Linked DNA regions of Homo sapiens: region 2 is linked to region 1. Evidence: read pairs that join two places in POLR2A ChIA-PET (ENCODE). Cell type or tissue: PC-3. All regions are shown on one strand. Each heading gives the region's core, and the rest is flanking DNA. Links, peaks and the distances in the headings are about the cores only.

Region 1 (7,440 bases), core at 1,026-6,025:
ATGTAGTTTGCTAGCCAAAGACTAGGACTACAGCCCAGAACTCCTGACTGCCTTTTCCAGGAATACTTCTGCTCCCTCAGCCTTCCTCAAAGTGACTGTCAGTTTAATTTTATAAGATGGTGGGGCTTGTGGTAAGGACTCTGAAGAGAAAATGTCAAAAGAATAGACCAAATGATGGAAACAGGAGATTATCAAGCCTCAGCATTCTCTCCGACTTTCCCTAGCCCTTTTGCCACCTCCATAGCCTGCCTGTCTTCCTACTCCCTGGAACGTAAGGCTGCCCTGGGGACAGCCTCCCAGGGTTGGCTCTGGAGCTCCTGCTCGTCCTCCTCTGTAGCCACTTCTCTGGGGCATCTGTCCGCACACGTCTTCAGCTCCCATGACACACAGACATGCCCGCATCTCGAGCTCTAGCCCTCGACTTCACCTTCACATTTGTCTTTCTATAGGATATTTCCATATGTAAATATGCCTCGCTCAGCCAGAAATCAAAATTGGAATTCATCTTCCCTATGCAAAGCTACAGCCTTTTCCTACCCCCTGTTTCTTTCAGTGCTTCCATAGTCCACCAATCCTCCCGACTCAAAACTTCCATGTCACCAGAGGCTGGGGGAGAAGGAAATGGGGTTGGGGGGTGGTTAGTGTTTAATGGGTATACAGTGCCAGTTTGGGATGATGACAAAGTTCTTGAGAAGGATGGTGGTGATGGTTACACAACAATGTGACCATAATTAATGGCATTGGACTGTACATTTGTAATGGGTGAAAATGGTAAATTCTATGTTATGTCTATTTCACCACAATTAAAAAAAACAAAAACAAAAACCCAAACCCAAAACTCATGTCATCCTTGACTTGTGGCTACCTTGCTGTCTTCTCCCCAGCTTACTTTGCCACCAAGTAATTCTGATTTTTCACCTAGTGGAGATTCCTCAAACTTTCCCATACTCCAGCACCAAGAGGGATTTGTTAAGAGTTATCAATTCCCCAGTCCTACTCGGCTCTTTGGTGTAGGGGTGGAGCATGGAATCCACATTTTAAACTTCCCAACAAACCTGATGTGGGTGGACTGCAGACTGCACTTGGAGAAATAAATACTGCCTCTCAGTGTCTTTTGGCTTTGTCCCTTCCTCTTCCTTCTACTACCCCTATCCCTGCCCCAGCTGGCCCTCATCACCTCACACCTGGATTACAGCAACAGCTGGCCCATCACTAGCCTTTCCCTATTCCAGCCTCTCCAGCTGCCAGGACCCATCTTCTACAAATATCTTTTGCATCACATCACTTCCCTGCTCAGAAGCCTACCATGGCTCCCTGAGACCTCTTAGATTCTATCTAAAGTCACTTGGCTGGGAGCCAGCCAAGTGAGCCTCCCACCCTCCCGCTTACCTTCTTCTCTGTTCACTGCCACCCCTCCCGTGCTCATTAGTCATTTATTTTCCTTGTGTTAGTCCCTCTGCTAGTTTGGGGTGGTCTTTCTTCTATTTCCCCCTTCCCACCATGAGCCCTGGAACACTTCTGGTTACGTTGGAGGAATTATGAAAACTGTTCAGATTCTCTATCCTGCTTCTCAGTGCATTAATCTTGCCTCCCCCCAATGTGGGCTTTGCCATTCACCAGCTGTATGACTTTGGGCAAGTTGCTTAACCTCTCTGTGCCGTAGTGTTTTCATGTTCTCATGTGTAGAATGGTGATCTCAATAGGGCATACCTCATATGTCTGTGGACAGGATTAAGAGTCAACAGATGTAAAAAGTCTTATGACGGTTTCTAGCGTAAAGTAAGTGCCATGTAAGTGTTAGCTATTATTAGTAATTAGTATGATCACCTCCTCTTTCAGCCAGCTCATCTCTGGAAACCATGTCTGCTTGGAATACCTAACTGATCGAGTTCTCTGTTAAACCTTGCCTGATCTTGTGGAGGCGGTTAAGTATTAAGTGTTTGGGTTTCAACAAGCTCCTGTACATGAGATAACCTGAGGAACTGGGCCGTCTACAAAGCTGTAATTATGTCCATTAATTTCTAACCAACTAGGAGGAGAGGTGCTGAGAGTTGAAAGCAAGATTTTCCAGCATAAATAGGATTGATGATGTGGATGATGTGAGGGCAACTTTGCAATAATTTTATCATTTTTTTTTTTAAGACGGAGTTTCGCTCTTGTTGCCCAGGTTGGAGTGCAATGGTGTGATCTTGACTCACTGCAACCTCCGCCTCCTGGGTTCAAGCAATTCTCCTGCCTCAGCCTCCCGAGTAGCTGGGATTACAGGCATGCGCCACCACACTCAGCTAATTTTGTATTTTTAGTAGAGATAGGGTTTCACCATGTTGGCCAGGCTGGTCTCGAACTCCTGACCTCAGGTGATCTGCCCGCCTTGGCCTCCCAAAGTGCTGGGATTGCAGGCGTGAGCCACTGCACCCAGCCAACTTCACAATACCTTAAAGGACAGTGGATCATGCACCTTTTTTCCTATGGTCTTTCTGGAGTCCTTCTGCTGATACTCCAGGTCCCAGAGGCCCTGCCCCTGGCTTCCTTGTCGGAGCCCTCCTGGAACACCCTCCTCTGTGGCCATCCCCAGCTTGAAAGCCTCACACTTTGTGTCCCAAGCAGTCCTTGTCTGGAAATAACCCATCACCCACATTTCTGTTCTAGTCTACTTTTTCTTTAAATTGACAGACACAACTAAAATTGTATGCATTTGTGATGTTTTGAAATATATACACATTGTGGAATGGCTCAATCTAGCTAATTAATATATGCATTGTTGTTTTAGCTTTCAAATCCATGTCTTTGATTTTGTAGTGAATATAATTAATTCCTTTAAGGCCCACTGAATTCACAGCCAGTGTTTGTAATTATGTGTCCTGCCGCCCCCCCCCCGGCCCCGCCCACCCGAGTCTCTCTTTCTCTCTCAATGAATACCAAAAGTTCAAGTACTATAGAGTTGGGGGAGGTTTGAGAATATTTTTGACATAAAAAAAGGGCCCTTATTGTCACTAAGGTTGGGAACCACTGCCCCATGGGACATGTGGGAGCCATGGGAGTAGCACTAAGTTCTCTGGCTCTCAGTTTTCTCGTCTGTCAAATGGAGGTAAATCATAACTGCCTCTTTTTCTAAGGGCAGGAAACAGAATGTTTTGTACTCGGAAGCGGGGCCAGGGAGCAGTGCTCTTGTGATCCTTGCTGCTATGCTGGGAAGCCTCCATGAGGATGAGATGAGAGAATAGATGGGAGGGCACATGCAGAGGTGGCAAAAGCAGGCAGGGGATGCATACTCCTTCAAGCCTCATTATTATTTTCCTCGTTCTGGGTCCAGCTGGACCAGCTGAGCCCAGAAGCCTAAAACCCATGGAAGTCTTTCCAGGAGCAACGTGTTCTTTTGCCTTCCTCCACCCTTAGTCACTTTTCTGTGGAGAAACAACAACAGAAAGCAGCTCCTGTATGTGACTAAGAAACATCTACAAACTTCCTCTTATCTAGCCTAGTAACTGCTGTGGCCTCAGAAGTTGCAGTGTTTGTCTCTGTTTAGTCAGCGTTGCCTAGGAAACAAAGTTGTTCTCTCTTTACCACTATGTGACTGTGGGGCCAGTTTTTTCCCCTTTCTTGTAGAGAAAGGCTTGATGACCAGAGAGGTTTGGGGCGTTGTTGGGCTATTTTCTAGGTTTCCTTTTTTCATCTGCTTTTTCTCATTCAGCTGCAAGTCTGGCATGGGAAGTCTACAGAAGATGAACCAAATAGCCACAAAGTCTCTGAGCTAATTTTGAAAGGTGGGGATTTGGGAGTAAGTGGGGACTGGGAGAGCTGGTCAGGGTGAGGAATGGCTGCCAGGGGGCTTTGAATGCACTCGTTTGAAGTTTGTATCTGTACCAGCAGCTGTGGAATCTGCATGCCATGAACCAGTTGGCAGGTATAGACAATGAACCTGGCATTATGAATAGCAAGGTTGGGAGCAGGTGGGGAAATTGGGATTTGAGAGGCCAGCAAGCAGGAGTTTGCAATGTTCTGAAGGGTTTTGGTGATTAGAAAAGAACAGGTCAGCTGGGTGCAGTGGCGCATGCCTATAATCCCTGCACTCTGGAGGGCCAAGGAGGCAGGTTGCTTGAGTCCAGGAGCTCGAGACCAGCCTGGGCAACATGGCGAAACCTCCATCTCTACTAAAAATACAAAAAAATATATATATTCAGGAGTGGTGGTGCACACCTGTAGCCCCAGCTACTCAGGAGGCTGAGGTGAGGATCATCTGAGCCCAGGGAGTTGAGACTGCAGTGAGCTTTGATGGCCCCACTGCATTCCAGCCTGGGCAACAAGAGTGAGACCCTGTCTCAAAAAAAAAAACCAAAAAAAAAAACCCAAAATGTCAACATGTATGACCTTTACAGAGGAAGAAGCATGTCATTTTGATTACATTTAGGCAGTGGTTGATGTAAGGGGCGGGGGGCAAGATATCTTGGTCACCCTGAGGTTTGTGGCTCAGGAAAATCAAGGAGTTCTGTTTCCCCAATTTCAAGTGGGAAAAGGATAGGTATATATGCTACCAGAAGCTGAGATGGAATGGAGTCACTTGAAGAGAGGTGATCGTTTCCCTTGGGAACATAGTGGGCTTAGAACACAGCTCAGGGTCCAGAGGAAGTTCAGGTTAGGGCGTGGTAAAGGAGACACTAAGCACTCATCAACAACCAATCAGAGAAATGCTAGGTCTCTGGATGCTGGGGACATGGAGCTGGGAAAGGGTGATGGGTGATAATGAACCCCAAAGAGAGGTGGAGGAAGGAATCTGGAGCCAGGAGCCTTAGACTTGGCCCTACCCACGTGGTTGGTGGGTTTGGTGAGAGAACTTTCAGCAGTGTCCCTGAGAACTTTCAGCAGGGACTGAGGATATCTTTCCTTGGCTGGAAGTAAGGGGAAGAGCAAAGGAAAGGGGGGTGGTTTTGCTACCTCATACATTCTCCCTCCTTCTCTTACTAGAGCCTTCTTAGCTCCTTTGCCAAGTCAAGTGTCACATGTGGATTGGTATTAAGGAGAATGCATTAAGTGAGCCCAGTGATGTTTTCAGAAGACAGAAGAGGCCCACGCCTGTTGATTTGGTTCCGCTCTTCTCGCTCCCTCCTATGTATACCCTGCCTGTTTCTTTTGGGCCTTCCTCGGGGTATCTTTCCTCCCAAATCACCCCCTCAAGCTACAGTTGTGTGTTATGAGTCACCTTGCCACTCACTCCGAAGCTCTCATATGAAAGCGGAGCAGGAGAGGGAGGAAGGATCTGGGCTTGAGTCCTAATTCCCGTAATAGCCATGTGACTTTGGGCAAGTCACTTAAACTCGCTGAGTCTCAGTTTCTTTATCCAGACAGTGAGGGCAAACAGCATGTCCTTCATATGAGTATTGTGCAGATGACACGAGATCACGGCTGCAGCATAGGCCTGGCACTGACAGGGTGCTCAAGGGATATTCAGGGGGTCAGCAAAACAGCCCCTACTGGGTGAGGGGCCTCTCCCACCCAGTCCATTTATACTCAGTCAGACACCAAGTTTATTTTTAGAAAAACAGAGCAAAGTTTATTGAAATTTCAAGCTACATTTGGAAAATCAAAATCCAAATCCTGGAACCATACATCAGGATAAGGTGTCAAAAAGTGGAAAGTGTTCACTCTCACAAAACCCGCTACAGACAAGCTTTCTGGGCACACCTCCCAGGCTCCATTGGATCAAAGCCATCCCCTTGTTCATCCCTCATCCACAGTAGGACACCATCCTTCTGTTCACTTGAAAGTTTTCCACAATAATTACAAAACAAAACAAAAAACGTTTTCAAATGACACTGTGAAGCCCAAACTGATCTTCTCTCAACCCCATTCTATGTAGTCAGCACCAGTGAATGGTGGGTTTGGCATTCAAAACAGGACTTCACGTTTCAGTGGACAGCTGGGGAAAGGGTTGCAGCAGCAAGGCATCCGTGGCCGCATTCAGAGGCTGGCCCCCCTCCTTGCCTTTACTCTCGAGTCTTACTTAACCTAAAAGACAAACTGGGTCAACTTGGTAAATGAACACAGTCAAAGACTTAGCCATAAGAGGTAAGGGACCAGTCAATACTCCCAAGGCTGGTTAGGCCCTTCAACATGTAGGTGGATGTGTATATGTATACATCGCTACACTAAGATACAGATCTAGCCCTATGGGTATATATACGCATTTATGGCTATATAGAAAAACTATGCCAATACTAACCAAACAGAACTTTGTAAGCGGTCATCCCAAAGCTGTAATCCCACACTGGGCTGTGCACAAAGCCATGCATTATACCATATTAACCAACAGAAGGCTGACTTGGCTCAATCTCTCCCATCTGTGTCCCCTGCCTTCACGAAACAGAGGAGAAGAGAGAGGTTGCCTCTGCTTAAAACACAAGTGGCTTCTTCATAGGAACAGTCGTTGTCAGGTGAAGCTGTTGAAGATGTCCATGGAGATGAGAAACAGACCCCTTAAACTTTCTGGAGCAAACTGGTGTCACACCTCAAACTACCCTTCTCCTTTGCCAGTTGCAGCTAAGTTGCCCAGGCCCTGGGAGCCCCCAGGGCGCAGTAGCATTAGAGGCTCACTGGCTTGGTGTTACTAGGCCCCATGCAACTCAGCCTCCAGAGACCTGCTCTTGTCAGGGGTCTGTCGCTGGAGTGGACCCAGGTGGCCATGTCCTTAGGACATCTCTTGGCACCAGCTGTGCTAGGTGTAAAGTTCTCCTCGTGAGATGATGCTTGGGGAGCCAAAAACAAACTGGAAAGAACTAGGTAAAACAAGTTTAGTGGCTCTGCCCACCCTGAGGACAGAGCCACTTACACCGCAGAACCACCAGGGGCCTCGGGCACTTGTGGGGATTCGGGAGCTGGCTCTTCAGGGCTCAGACAGGACTGGAACTTCTCCAGCTGCTCTGGGCTTGCCAGGGTCTTCAACAGGGTGTTCTCACGCTCTAGCTGGGAGTTCTTCTCCACCAGCTCTCGGATCTGCTCCTTCAGGATCTCCACCTCCTCTCTCACAGCATACATCAGATGATTCTTCACCAGATCCTGCCAATGAGGGAATCATAACAAAGCCATTCCTTAGCCATCGTGGCCCCTCTGCAGCACCTTTGCTCTGTCATTGGTGTGCCTGTGCTGTCCTTAATGCCAGGGCCCTCCAGCCTTCCCTCAGTGAACTGGTCTGGCAAGTCCAATTCCTCGTTCACCTTTCTCTGAAGCACTTAAACCCTCATTCAGGAGAGCTACATGATTTGGCTTATGCTGGAGTTGAGAGCCCAGCTTTGAACTAGATAGGTTCTCCCCTGCAAGTTTCTAATGACTTTCAAAGCTGGCTGCTGAGGGGCCTTTGGGGTGACACTTCTGCTGTTTGCCAGTGGTTTGCTATGTCCCCCTTTTTACATAAGCCCCTACTGCTGCCGATCCAGATCTGGGGGAAGG
Region 2 (7,440 bases), core at 1,456-6,455, 150 kb after region 1:
CCCCTGCCCATGGTCCTATCTATACCATGCACCCCACCTGGTCCTCACTCATTACCTTTCCACTTATTCTTGTCATCAACAAATCATATCTATTTTAAAGTTGTAAATTGTAAAGTGCTGTAAAGTGTGAGGTTTTAATCAATTGTCATCTACATCAAATCTTAGAGCAGAGCTTAGAGGAAGAGCTGACCTCTTCTTAAATGGACATAATAAAATAAAGATGTTATTTCTCTTTCTCAAGAGCATGAAACTTATACCATTTGGTTTTGTGTTGATTTTGTTGAAGAGCTGATGGTAGGGCTTCAAGTGTAAACAGGGTTGGGTAAAATATTATAGGATTCTTCATGGGCAGTGGTTGGATAAAAATGTTTCTAATTCTATTTAGAACCTGATAGTCTGGTTCTAATCTTACTTGTATGACAGACAAATGTAACAGTTCAAGTTTATTTTATTTCAATTTTATTAAGATCTCATCTCTTAATCCAATCTATAGATTCCTATTTAAGAGACTGTGGAGAATCTTCTTGTAAGGCAAAGAATCCTCTTATTATATGAGTAACCTTCTGACCCCCAATCATTTGGATTTCTTAAAGTATTGAGTTTCTTCAAGTAGAGTGTACTTGTATGATGAGCATACCATAGAAATTTAATCCCTGCTGGGCACTCCATTTGTGGAAGAGAGTGGTGCTCTACGTAGGGTCCATAGAGTACTGGTCAAACTCAGATATGAGACTATAAAATGAAGTGGGGGATTAGGGAAGAAGCATAAGGAATGAAAAGAAAGAGCACTAGAGTGTGATTTGGAAAACTGTGCTCTAGACTTGGCTCTTCCATGAAGTGGTGGTATGAATCTAAGTCATTTAGCTTCTCAGTTTCAGTGTTCTTACCTATAAAATGAAGAGTTGAACTGATAACATGACCTTCGACTTCTTTCTAGGTATCACAGGTCATGATGCTGTGAATGGTAACTTTCTTTATTCTATTCTTTTTCTCTCCTGGCTTATTCTTTCCAAGAAGGGAGAAACAAAATATAAAGTATTTCAAAGTGGCTTTCAGCTAATCAGAATCCCTCTAATGTTCCACTCTGTCAAAGTTTCTCATTATGCTGTTAGATTACAGTATAAGACATCCACACTGGCAAAGGGACAAGGGAGTATTGTAAGCAGGAGACAAGATAAGAGATCCCTTGATTTAGAATTTGCATGATTGAATATAGAGTAACAGCTAATAGTGAATAAAATGTGGTTAGAAATTATAATCACCTTCCTTGTTCTCATCAAAAAGACTATTAAGTACAGAACAAGTTGTAGTGAAAATAGCAAAGTAAGCAGTTTATTTTTATAGCTCATTCACTTTAGGACCTCTCTAAGGTCTCATCTTGCCACTCTGAAGAGCTTATGACCCTGGCCAGCCTCACCCAAACATAGCCTGTTCCAACCTTTCCCAGCCCATCCTGCCAATCAAACCTTTATGTTCAGGGCCCTACTCTTTTTAAGTGACAAGTCTCATAAAACTATCCATCATTGTGTTAATAGGGAAGGAACCACTTTGGCTTTTTAGGTAACAAGCAGTGTTTTAACAGTTCCGTCCTGAAGTTAGTATTCTTGCCTGAGTCTTAATGAGGTGACACTAGTGCTGCCACATGCAAATAGAGTAAGGGGAAAGAGTAGCCCATACAGTAGATATTCAAGAAGTGTTCTTTTATGGATGCTTGCTAAATCCGATCATGTAAGCCACTGTCGGCTCTGGATACACAAAAGGTCTGCTTTTACTAATCCTTTTTTATGCCTGGCATTGTACCAGGTATAAAGAAAACAGCATAGGCACAGTATCTACCCTCTGAGGGCTTACATGCTGCAAAAATCCACCCTGATGTGGATACACATGTGCAAGAAATACAGACAATTGAATATAAACATTAATTGAGAACTGGGAAAGAATAGTGAGATATTGTTGAGAGTGAGAATGTATTTTGGGATTTAACTTCATAGTCTATTGGGTTTAGGATTCTGTCTTTGATGACAGGGACCCTACAGGATGGCTTATGGAAGGCCATTTCTGTCTTCTATGACATCATCCATTCTGAAAGGTTAGGGATGTGCCCTTAACTTCCTCTTTTTTTTTTTTTTTTTGAGATGGAATCTCGCTCTGTTGCCCAGGCTAGAGTGCAGTGGCACAATCTCGGCTCACTGCAACCTCTGCCTCCTAGGTTCAAGTGATTCTCCCGTCTCAGCCTCCCGACTAGCTGGGATTACAGGCACACGCCACCATGCCCGCCTAATTTCTTGTATTTTAGTAGAGACGCGGTTTCACCGTGTTGCCCAGGCTGGTCTTGAACTCCTGAGCTCAGGCAATCCACCCGCCTTGGCCTCCCAAAGTGCTAGGATTACAGGCGTGAGCCACCGGGCCCGGCCAACTTCCTCTTAATAATAACAACGGTGAATCCAGGTTACTTATTATCCTCATTCAACACAGAGCCTGTCTCTCCAAAAGCCTTCAGGACAAACCTCAGGATTAGAAATCTAGTTAATGGAGGGACTTGAGACTTCATAAATGCTTAAAAATACAGTAGAAAATGAAATGTATAGTAGAATACTGTCAGTCATGAAAGTAAGACACTGATGGGTGATTTGGAATTTTTTCATTATATGTAATCCAGATTCATCTATAGGGAATGACTATATTCACAGTGTATACCAGGCATTTCACATTCGGCGGGGGCGGAGGATACCAGCTAAGGCGCTTCTGAGAAAACTGGAATAGGGTATTTTCCTGTCAAACCTGTTCCCCTTCTTTATTGTCTGTAAATGTTTTTGTCACAAATTGCCTTTTCATAAAAGGGCCATAAATACTGCCTCCCTATCATGGTTCTTTCTCCCTGTTCTCTATTCTCCTCAGAAAGTAAACAAAGCTGCAGTCTTCCTATTATAACAGAAACAGAGATTAAGATCACTACAGATTTGTTAGCTGACTTCTATGGTAATGTAGCTTGTTATAATTGCTGCTGAAGGTTTCAGAATTCAGTAGATGGGTGGTTGGAAAATGTTTTCTGCTGCGGCTGGAGAGCATGGGAAGGAGGTAGAGGCAGCTCCAAGACTCCCTTTAATCTAATTAAGGAAGGGCATGCTTTGACCTTGCTATGATAACCACTTGATCTCTATATATAGTTCTTTGTCCTGGCTCATCAGGCATCCTTTGTTTACATTTCCAAAGGAAACCTCTGTATAATGCATAGCCAAGGGAAAATGTATACCAACAGATGAATACTTCCTCTTCGCTTCCAATACTCCATGGTTCTGTGAATAATAGGCATTCTAAAACATAGCGAGGGGCAAATATAGTTAAATACTTAGTAATCAGTTGGTCAACAGCATTTATTGAGCATACGCTGTGTACTCTGTGGTGGGCGATTTGGGGGCTACAAAAGAAATATATGTGGTTGATGACCTCCAGGAACTTTCAGTCTAGTTAGGGAAAACAGTATATAGTGAGAAAGAGTATTTATAGAGCAGCATGCAGTGCAGAAAATACAAATGAATGTAGTATAGCCCTTTCAATTTTACTTATTTAGTCTTGTTCTTAGCTTTTAGGGCACTGAGTAAATTAAAACACTTTCCTGTATATTTTGTGTGCCACCTTTTTCTTCTTTCCAGAACTGCTGTGATACAATGGCTTAATCCATCCCAGAAGCTCCATGGGCAGGTTGATTTCCTTCTGGCTCTTCTCAATCCTTTTAAAGAGCTGGACGGCACTGCTCTTTAGCATTAGGAGAAAGAAGAAAGAAAGGAGATGAGTTGGAAGAGAGGGAGAGGTTTCCCTTAGTCTGGGGAATTTCAGCTTTCTGTCTTGCTACTAGGTCTTAGCTTCATTCACTTTTGGAAGTCTCTCTCTTTAGAGTTCAAACTTCAGATGGGCTGGTATTTTCTTCTTTCTGCTCGTATTGCCCATTGGAAGGATATTTAGTTTGGGAAGGGCAAGAATCTTGGAGTCTATGTAATAGATGTCTGGCTGCTTCTCCAAGCATAAAATATAAATATTTTAAAATAAATTAATTTAAAAAACACTGCTATGGATGATTTCAGCAGATGATCCTTAAATATTTTTGGGTGGTTGAGCTAGAAGAAAGAATAGAATTTAAACCATTAGAGCACAAATACATTTGTTGGTGGAGCCCTCTTTAAGGAGCAGTCAGTGAAATTAGTATAATTGGAAAATTTAATGGAGAAAATGCATTTTAGCCAAATGTTGAAGGAGAAAAAAAATTACTCCCTCTGGAGAGACAGAAAGCAGAGGTATTAGTGGAGGTGTAAATGAGCACATTTTATGGGGAAAATGGTGCCTTAAGCACTGGGTGTATACAGATAAATAGGAAATGGCACCTGCCCTCAAGGAACACACAGACTGGCTGAGAACCTGACAGGTAAAATGGCAAATAGAATGTGAAGTGATAATTACTGTAATGAATGTAAATGCGTGATGACAAGTTAGCATGGAGGAGGAAACACTCAGGCCTGCCTGAGAAACTTAGGAAAGGCTGCAGAATGGAAAAAAAATGAGTTATCTTGAAATAAGAGTAGAATTTTGCCAATAAAAATGAGATAAGGGAGTGAAGGGGACCACATGTGAGAACACAGAAGGGTGATCAGCATGGAGACGTTCAGGGAACTATCAGAAGTTTGGCTTGGCCAGAATGTAAGACATGAGATTGCAAGAGGTGAGTATGGAGAAGTGAGTAGCTTGGGCCCAAATAATAAAGAGCCTTGTAGGCCATGTATAGGTGTTTAGACTTTAACCTGAGAAGTCTGGGGAGCCATGGAAGGATTTTAAGCAGGTGAATAACTGAATAAAATCTGTATTTAAGAAGGATTGCTATGGCTGTAGTATGGAGTATGGAGCAAAGGTCAAGGGTCCAGGGTAAAAAGTGAGGACAAAGAGACCAGTTAGATTTTTACTGATCCAGGGAGAGATGAAGGCCCAGCTTGAGACAGTGGCAGTAGGATTAGGGAAGAAGGGATACATTCAAAACATTTCTAGGAGGTGGATCAGTATTAATTGGTGATCAGTTAATGGGTGAAGGAGTGAGGGAGAAGAAATACTATGATGATCCACAGGGTTCTGGTTTAGGTGACCAAATAGGTCTATGGCCTTTAACTAGGTTAAGAAATATAAAAGGAGTTCTTTTTAGACCTGCAAGGTTTATTGTTCTCTGGGTCAGAAAGGCAGGTAGGAAATGTCCAGTAGAAAGTTGGCTAGCTGGATTTAGAGGTCAAGAGAGAGGTCTGGGAAAGGGATATACTTGGAAGTCATTAGCATCTAAGTAGCACTTAAAGCCATGGAGAATGTATAGATTGAAAAGAGGGCCTGTGACAAATCTCCAGCCCAATTGTTTGTCACTCACAATACAATAACAAACTGACTTTCCAAAAATAAATAGAAAGACGGTGTTGCTTTTGAGGAGATTACTGAAGAATGCTGTGCATTTTGAAAATTAAATATCAAAGTAAATTATTCATTTGTGGAAAAAAATCAAAGGTTTAGGGTATTATTATCTTAAAGACTACAATAATAAGTAACACTTACTGAGGATTTCCTCTGTTCCAGCTGAGTGCTTAATATGTGTTAACTCATTTAATTCTCACAACAGCTCTGTGAGATAGACACTGTTAATACCCCTACTTTACAGATAAACAGAGACAAAGAAATATTTAAGTGTTTTGCCAAGTTCATGCCACTGGTAGGTAAGAGAGTGGGGATTTGAATACAGGCACTTTAGCTCTGGAGCCTGTGCCCCTGACCACTCCATTACGCGTTGTTTTGCAAGACCAAGGTACACGCCACTTGGATGTCTCTTGTTAATCATGGGTGGTTCCTGGACCCATTGTGAGGATGACTTGTAGTGAGCAAGGGGTATGGGATAGGGATGTGAATTCTGAAGGACAGCAAAGGAGAAACAAAGAGCAGTCAAGAGACGAGGAAAACCAACAAAAACAGAGGATCAAAATCTCAGAGGAAGGAGAGGCCTTCAAAATGTGGAAGATTTGATGAGTCAATTGGAGCAGAAGCATAGAAGATTTCATTAGTCATCTTTGAGGGAGAAGGTTCTACGCAAATATGAAGATGGAACATAAATTCAAAGAGGTCAGGAAGAAAGTAAGTTATAAGGAAATGCAGGGCTGGGCGCGGTGACTCATGCCTGTAATCCCAGCACTTTGGGAGGCTGAGGTGGGTGGATCACCTGGGGTCTGGAGGTCAAGACCAGCCTGGCCAACATGGTGAAACCCCATCTCTACAAAAAATACAAAAATTTGCCAGGTGTGGTGGTAGACACATGTAATCCCAGCTACTCAAGGGGCTGAGGCAGGAGAATTGCTTGAACCCAGGAGGTGGAGGTTGCAGTGAGCCGAGATCGTGCCATTGCCCTCCAGCCTGGACGACAAGAGGGAAACTCTGTCTCAAAACAGACAAACAAACAAACAAAAGGAAATGCAGGTTGCAAGAAGTTTGATCACGAAGGTGAAGCAAGAAATAAGGTGGTAGTTATTATCCTTTCGAAGAGCAGAAAAGTCAGACTCATAAATGCTCTGTTTGTGTATTATTCTGCTACTGGTGAGTTAACAGTAGGAATCACTAGATCCACTGCGTTCATCCACATATGCTTCCCTTCCCTCCCTGACTTGGTGTCCAGCTTTATCTCCAACCCAGGACACTGTAGCCTTAGTTTCTACAACTTGCCTGTCCTAAAAATGGTATGTACGTCCTGGGAGGCAGTGTGCTGTGACAGCTTTGGAGTTGGACAGACAGGAGTCATGTTAGCTGTGCAACCTTGAACACATACTTTTTCTGAGCCTCAGTTTCACCATCTATAAAACTTGGACTAATAATACATTGAAGAGAAAGGCAATACATGTAAAGTACCTGCTACTGTGCCTGGCATATATAGTCAAAGCTCAATAAACGGTGGTGGTGGTAATACTAGTCATAGTAGCAGGAGGAGGAGGAGGAGGGAAAGAAGGAGAAAGAGGAAGAGGAGGTGTAATAGCAGGAACAGTTGCTAGTAGCAGTAGTACTAGTAGTAGTAATTTTGGGCACTACACATTTTGCCAGAGATTCCTAGCCCTGACCTCAGGACTTCCAAAGCTTTTTATCACTATCTCTGAGAGTGGGGAGAACAATCATTCCCAAATACTCATAACCAATTTCAAATTTTACATATATCAACTAAAACTTTTCTTGGGAAGAGGGAGTGGTAATGAAATTGCAGCAGCAAAAATATTGGGTACCTTGGCCATGTGACTCCACCTAGCCCACCAGTAACTCTGCAGATGTGATAGACTAAAAAGGGTTATTGTGCTCAATAAGCTGCTAGTTTGCAGTTACTAATTTAAACAAATTTTATTTAGTAAGGAAACATTTACTGCCCTTCTGCAAGAATATCCAAAA

Evidence for each region. Peaks named below come from ENCODE experiments on the same cell type or tissue, not always from the same donor. Only the 100,000 strongest peaks of a DNase experiment are listed, where the experiment ranks them.
Region 2: POLR2A ChIA-PET joins it to region 1 with 7 read pairs; 2 of 35 experiments call an interaction of 5 or more read pairs at or near these places.

Annotation. Positions count from the first base shown.
Region 1 is chrX:107,707,700-107,715,139 of GRCh38, forward strand. TSC22D3 (TSC22 domain family member 3) reads right to left here. Exons shown (of 3, transcript NM_198057.3): 3 at 5,522-7,050. The coding sequence ends at 6,820. Among named protein-coding and RNA genes, the nearest start is that of TSC22D3, 64 kb to the right of the region's middle. In PC-3, for the core only: no CTCF peak of the experiment used is centred there; a DNase peak (open chromatin) is centred at 3,482; H3K27ac peaks cover 1,402 bases.
Region 2 is chrX:107,855,167-107,862,606 of GRCh38, forward strand. The region is part of intron 3 of MID2 (midline 2); the gene reads left to right. Among named protein-coding and RNA genes, the nearest start is that of MID2, 33 kb to the left of the region's middle. In PC-3, for the core only: no CTCF peak of the experiment used is centred there; no DNase peak of the experiment used is centred there; H3K27ac peaks cover 537 bases.